Regions from separate parts of the Mus musculus genome. Here region 2 is linked to region 1. A link is a loop called in an ENCODE intact Hi-C map of the cell type or tissue named here. Cell type or tissue: heart. All regions are shown on one strand. Links, peaks and the distances in the headings refer to the core of each region. The heading gives the core; the rest is flanking DNA. Region 1 overlaps Sgpp2 (sphingosine-1-phosphate phosphatase 2). Region 2 has its middle 45 kb from the start of Gm26263.

What was found. Hi-C counts contacts between places; a loop is a spot of excess contacts. Peaks named below come from ENCODE experiments on the same cell type or tissue, not always from the same donor. Only the 100,000 strongest peaks of a DNase experiment are listed, where the experiment ranks them.
Region 2: a loop joins it to region 1, with 12 times the contacts of the local background. A loop is called at or near these places in 5 of 42 quality-filtered maps.

What each region holds. Positions count from the first base shown.
Region 1 is chr1:78,418,325-78,421,238 of GRCm38, forward strand. It overlaps Sgpp2 (sphingosine-1-phosphate phosphatase 2), which reads left to right. Exons shown (of 5, transcript NM_001004173.2): 5 at 1-1,962. It also overlaps a transcript of Farsb not described here. Among named protein-coding and RNA genes, the nearest start is that of Gm51634, 63 kb to the left of the region's middle. In heart, for the core only: a CTCF peak has its summit at 1,461 (motif pointing left); no DNase peak of the experiment used is centred there.
Region 2 is chr1:77,941,625-77,944,538 of GRCm38, forward strand. No RefSeq gene overlaps it. Among named protein-coding and RNA genes, the nearest start is that of Gm26263, 45 kb to the left of the region's middle. In heart, for the core only: a CTCF peak has its summit at 1,663 (motif pointing right); no DNase peak of the experiment used is centred there; H3K27me3 peaks cover 177 bases.

The sequences.
Region 1 (2,914 bases), core at 149-2,648:
AAATGTCTTCAGTTATTCACCCTCTAGACAAAATCAGGGACTCCCTCTCAGTCTTCCCACTCCTTCTTACCTCTTTCTTGGCAAGATTTTTCAGTTAAGAACTTTAAGATGTTTAGACCTGAAGAATTTTAGCACAAGAAAAGCTGCAGCCTATTTGGAGAGAATAAGCGGGTTAACTGTAGCTCCTGTTAGCCCTAGAATGGTCCTCCTTATCTCCTTAGAGCTAAGAAGGTGTGCAGGACACCCACAGCAGAGACCTCCTTCCCTGGGCTCAGCACTTCGGAATAAGCACCAGATGCAATGACATCCCGAAGGGTTCGAGTAAGTGGTAGTCATTGGTCATTTGAGGGATGGTGTCAGTAAGCCAGTGCTTCACTATATGCTCGTACTGGACAAATCACCCTCTGACCCCCAAAAGAGCTAAGGCTCCAACTTTTGCATTCAGTGTAAACACCAAAGCCAAAATTTTCTCTGATTTTGAGTATGTCCCATGGTCTATGGTTGGAATGATGTTCTTTGGTACTGAATGTAGTGTTTTAATTCCTGAAGAATAATTCTTGGACTGGGCATGGTTTTAATCCTAGAATCAGAGGCAGGTAGATCTCTGAGTTTAAGGCCAGCCTGGTCTACAGAGTGAGTTTCAGGACAGCCAGGGCTACACAGAGAAACCCTGTCTTGAAAAACAAACAAAAAGAATAATTCTTAACAAAATGCCCATTTTTAACTTGACAATTCTTCTCTTCTTCGTCATAGTTAAGAACAGGAATGCAAAGGCCTAGCACTTGCCAGGTTTTGCTGACAGTATTTCAGCTCCGTGGCTGGGGAGCCTGGAGCCCTGGTTTACAGGTGTGCTTGCCTAGGCCAGCCTCCAGTTGTGCATGGCTGTTTCTGTTGTTTCTCCCCCAACCCCCAAGCTACCAAACTAGAGCTTGTAATGCTGGCTTATATTCACACAGGTGATTTTAGTTGGTTTGTCTGAAGCCTAATGACAAAAGGCTCAGCTTCTTCTACGTGTATCTGCAACAGAAGGGCTGTATGTATTGTCACAGCGGTGGATGTGGTGATTAGGAAGTTTAAGGCCCAACAACATGGAAGTTGACAACTGAGTGAATGCATTCGAGGCTGTGTTTACATAATTTAGATGGAGGATGAATATATTAGCCACACAACATTAAACAGTGTCCTAAGAATTTGTCATGACTGGTCACTCTTGGATGGACTTGATACAAGAAAAGGGAGGGAGAAAGTATTCACTGTAGATGCCAAGTTTAGTTTTGGATTCCTACAGTACTGATTTTAAATGCTATGGCTTGATCACATTTTGCCTTTGGTGAGCCTTCTCAATTCACCAAACTCACTTCTTACAGAGCAGCACCGGCATCCTAGTAAAGTCTCTCTTGGGTCTCTTTTCAAAACACTTTGTCAGTTTCTCTCTGGAGAGAGAGTGCCCCCTGCTGGCTTAGCTTGTCTTAGTCCAGAGGCCCTCTTGCACTGGGCTGGCCTGGTCACCAGAATGTGTCCCTGTTAAGTCTAGGCCTGTCCTATGCGGACACCAAAGCTTTTAGCTTCCTCTGGGAATCAGGAAGAATAACACATCCTTTTCTCATCTTGCTACTACTCTGGGCCAAGTCATCAATGTAGAACCGGCCTTCCAAGCCGCTGTCCATTTTGCTCAGACCTGTACCTTATGCTGGAAAAAGACATAGGCAAGACCCTTAACCTAATACCTTTCATGATAGCCACTAAAACCACTTGACACTGTGCCTGGTAACTTGGGTTTTCTTGCCGAAATACACAACTCATCTTCCCAGGATAATCACAGCATGTGGTATTTCAGACCACGTGTTTCAGGTTTCTATTTTGGAAGCTTTCAACTGTCTTGCTTATGCAGTGTATGTAAATTTATTCTTTTTTAAAATAAAATCTTTTTGTTTGAGTATGATTATTAAATGCTTTAAAATCTAATGTTTTGTTTCTGTGGATTTTTTTCTTCCTTTTTTTTCTTTTTCGAGACAAGGTCTCAGTCTGGGACCCAGGTTAGCCTTAGAGAACTAGAATGTTTTCGTAGATAAATGGCTGAGGTGTTTAAACACTCCTCGCACCCCCTCCACCCCAGTCAAGCTTGCCCAACTGTATGTGATGCTTTGTCTGGCTTTAAGCACCTTGATTCGCAATTCAAAGAAGATTGTTCTTAGATTCCCCAGTTATGTACAGGGTTAAGTGAGGCCACATTTATACTAAGAACTGTGTATACTGTCACTCGTGCGCTGGGCACCTAAGGGATGTCAAAGCTCTAGCCTTTTCTGTGGAGTTCTCCCAGGTCAGTGAAGACACAGGTTCATAAAATTTTAAGTCAGAGCTGAACCGCCAAGGCTGTGTGGAAAAGACCAGGCCATGGGAGGCAGCAGGACAAGTATCAATTTGGACATGAGAACAAGAGCAAGTGCAGTCTTTATAGAGGGCATTGCAGAAGCCAGGCTTGGAGGGGAGACCAGGTTGCCCAGGCAGTGGGGTGAGAAGGTACAAGAAGATACTCGGAATCTAGGGACCAGCTGGACAGAGGCACTGCCCGGGCTCTTACAGGGAAAAGCCAGAACAAACCTGCATGGTCACCATGTGAGAACTGGGTGATAGGTATGGTGTTCTCACAGGCTCCTGCCATCCTGATTCAAGTGTTTCAGTGTGCCCTGGATACCTTCACCCTTGCACCTCTGAACTGCCCGCTGCCGGGTTCCCTAGTTAGAAAACATGAACCTGTGCACACCACGATCCTTAGGCTTCTCCGATCCAGTCCTCAGACAACGCTTGTAAACTCTTTCACTGTGGACAGGGTTTCTTGTCTCCCCATGAACGGATCTATTTCTCCAGCACAAGGTTACACGGACCCAAGCCAAGCACGCTTCACTTTAGACAG
Region 2 (2,914 bases), core at 296-2,795, 480 kb before region 1:
CTTTAGATTTGGGAAGTTTTCTTCAATAATTTTGTTGAAGATGTTTGCTGGTCCTTTGAGTTGAAAATCTTCATTCTCATCCACTCCTATTATCTGTAGGTTTGGTCTTCTCATTATGTCCTGGATTTCCTGAATATTTTGAGTTAGGATCTTTTTGCATTTTCCATTTTCTTTGATTGTTGTGCCGATGTTCTCTATGGAATCTTCTGCACCTGAGATTCTCTCTTCCATCTCTTGTATTCTGTTGCTGATGCTCAAATCTATGGTTCCAGATTTCTTTCCTAGGGTTTCTATCTCCAGTGTTGCCTCACTTTGAGTTTTCTTTATTGTGTCTACTTCCCTTTTTAGGTCTAGTATGGTTTTGTTCATTTCCATCACCTGTTTGTATGTTTTTTCCTCTTTTTCTGTAAGGACTTCTACCTGTTTGATTGTGTTTTCCTGTTTTTCTCTAAGGACTTGTAACTCTTTAGCAATGTTCTCCTGTATTTCTTTAAGTGATTTATTAAAGTCCTTCTTGATGTCCTCTACCATCATCATGAGATATGCTTTTAAATCTAGGTCTAGGTTTTCAGGTGTGTTGGGGTGTCCTGGACTGGACGAAGTGGGAGTGCTGGGTTCTGATGATGGTGAGTGGTCTTGGTTCCTGTTAGTAAGATTCCTACGTTTACCTTTCACCATCTGGTAATCTCTGGAGTTAGTAGTTATAGTTGACTCTGTTTAGAGATTGTTCTTCTGGTGATTCTGTTACCGTCTCTCAGCAGACCTGGGAGACAGATTCTCTCCTCTGAGTTTCAGTGTTCAGAGCACTCTCTGCTGGAAAGCTCTCTTACAGGGAAGGTGCACAGATATCTTGTTTTTGGACCTCCTCCTGGCCGAAGAAGAAGGCCCAAAACAGGGCCTTTCTCAGAAGCTGTGTTGCTTTGGCAGTTCCCAGAAGCTGTCAGCTTCTGTGTGCACCTGAATTCTTGACATTTGCTTCTTGTGTGCTAGCTGAGCTAGCTCCAATGCATTTGAGACCTGCAGGTGACCTAAGTTGTTCTTTTGTCTGTTTGCTAAGAATGAAAAATCAAAGGAGATACTCAAATAGGGAACAAAGATAATGAATCGCTTTCATATTTGCTGGGGGCAGGGCTTGTGTAACCCCCACATGCTGCATCTTTACTGATGTGTCCTAGAAGCAGTGGTAAGTGACATTCAGGTCAGAGCATCACAAAGATATACTCACATTCATTTCAAACAATATAAGTCATCGTGAGTACAAGGCAAGGCAAAGCCTAGGTACCAATGCTATACCTCCCCCGTTTCATAATCCTGATTGAGGCTATTTAATTTCAAATATAACCAAAACTAAGTAAATCAAGGCGTACTTCTATTTAGCAATCACATCACACCTAGGACTTTAAATATATATCAGTAAGAATAAATTGTTCTCCACCTGGATTTTTTTCTTTCGGTGCTTTTAAAAGTTAGACAAGAGCATAGTATTATAAAACTAAAATTATTCATTTTTAAACTAACAGTAGAAGTGTCTAGTAATCAAGATCCATGAGTAAGGAAGTGTCGACACAAAGGGCAGAATAAAGTCCTAACTTAGAGATGAGTTTCTTTAAAAAGCACCATAGGATCCACGCTTCAATTTCATGAACTGTTTTCTCTTGGCCACTAGAGGGCGAACTTTCCCTTCTCTAGAAATTGTGCCGTGCTTGCATCCCTTCAAAGGTTGAGAGGTGGTTTTGTAATTACTTGTTTTGTTTTGTCTTGTTATGTTTTTAAACGACTTGTTTCCAGAAAACCTGCAAAACAATCAACAATATTCAATTAGAATGTTAGGAGTTTTCCAGAGTCAGTATTACAAAGTATAGGCCAATGTCCAACCGATAATCAAGACAGCATCCACCCTGCCCATCTACCTGGGATTAATGTTTTGAACTCCACACATTTATAATGTGCACTAGGAATTGTCCCTGCATGCTCATGGAGTCTCTGCCACATCTCAGCCTGTTTTGAAAGGGAAGACGTTGACATTGCTATAGCTGTCAGGAACCATCTTAAAGTCAAATGGGTTTAAGTCAAGAGACTGAAGCGAGGCGTGATTTAAACCAATTTCTTTCTTCCAACTTCAGCTCATTGAACACCCCACAGTGCTCTGTAGCCTTTCGTCAAAGAACTTGAGACATCCCCGGGCAAAAGCCTGGCTAGACATTCTTAAACGAACAAACTCGACTCCGGCTGTCCCTATGCTATCCGAGCTAATGAGCAGAACCCTTCCATGACATCCGTTTCTCTCCTCCAGCTATGATTAAATCATTGACTTAAAATATAATTACAAGTATGACACATCTATGAATATTATGCCCCTGGGAAAATATTATAGGATACACAGTAATTTATTTACTCTTATTAAGAGAAAGATTGAGAAGGAAGCTCTTCAAGTTACAATCTAAATTAAGAGAAAATATAAATTAGAATGTGATTATTGAAGTCACCAAGGAACTCCTGCTTTCAAAGGCTTCCCCTCCAGGGCTCCTTTGAACCGAGAGCTGCCCAGCTGTACGTTAAATGATCCCACTTACTGGAGGAGGCTCAATTTACATGGAAATGCCCAGAAACTGAGCTGTTCCACAGAGGGAGCTGCGTCTGCAGTGTACTTTACATTGGCAAGAAAAATTGAAGCTTGTGAAGAATACCACACACAAGAGCGGCCTGTCTGCAGCCAGAAGTGGCCCCACCCCCTCACCTGTCAATCTTTCCCCAGAAGTCCAAGTTGCAAACCTGAGACTACATCATCCTCACATGCACATCATCTGTCCTAGTGTAAATGGTCCCTCGTCTCCATGCTGAGAGTGGAGGGGCGAACACTGCCTGGAGTTGATTAAAGACACATTCTGTCCCCTCCTGAAGTTTAAGCTCCCTG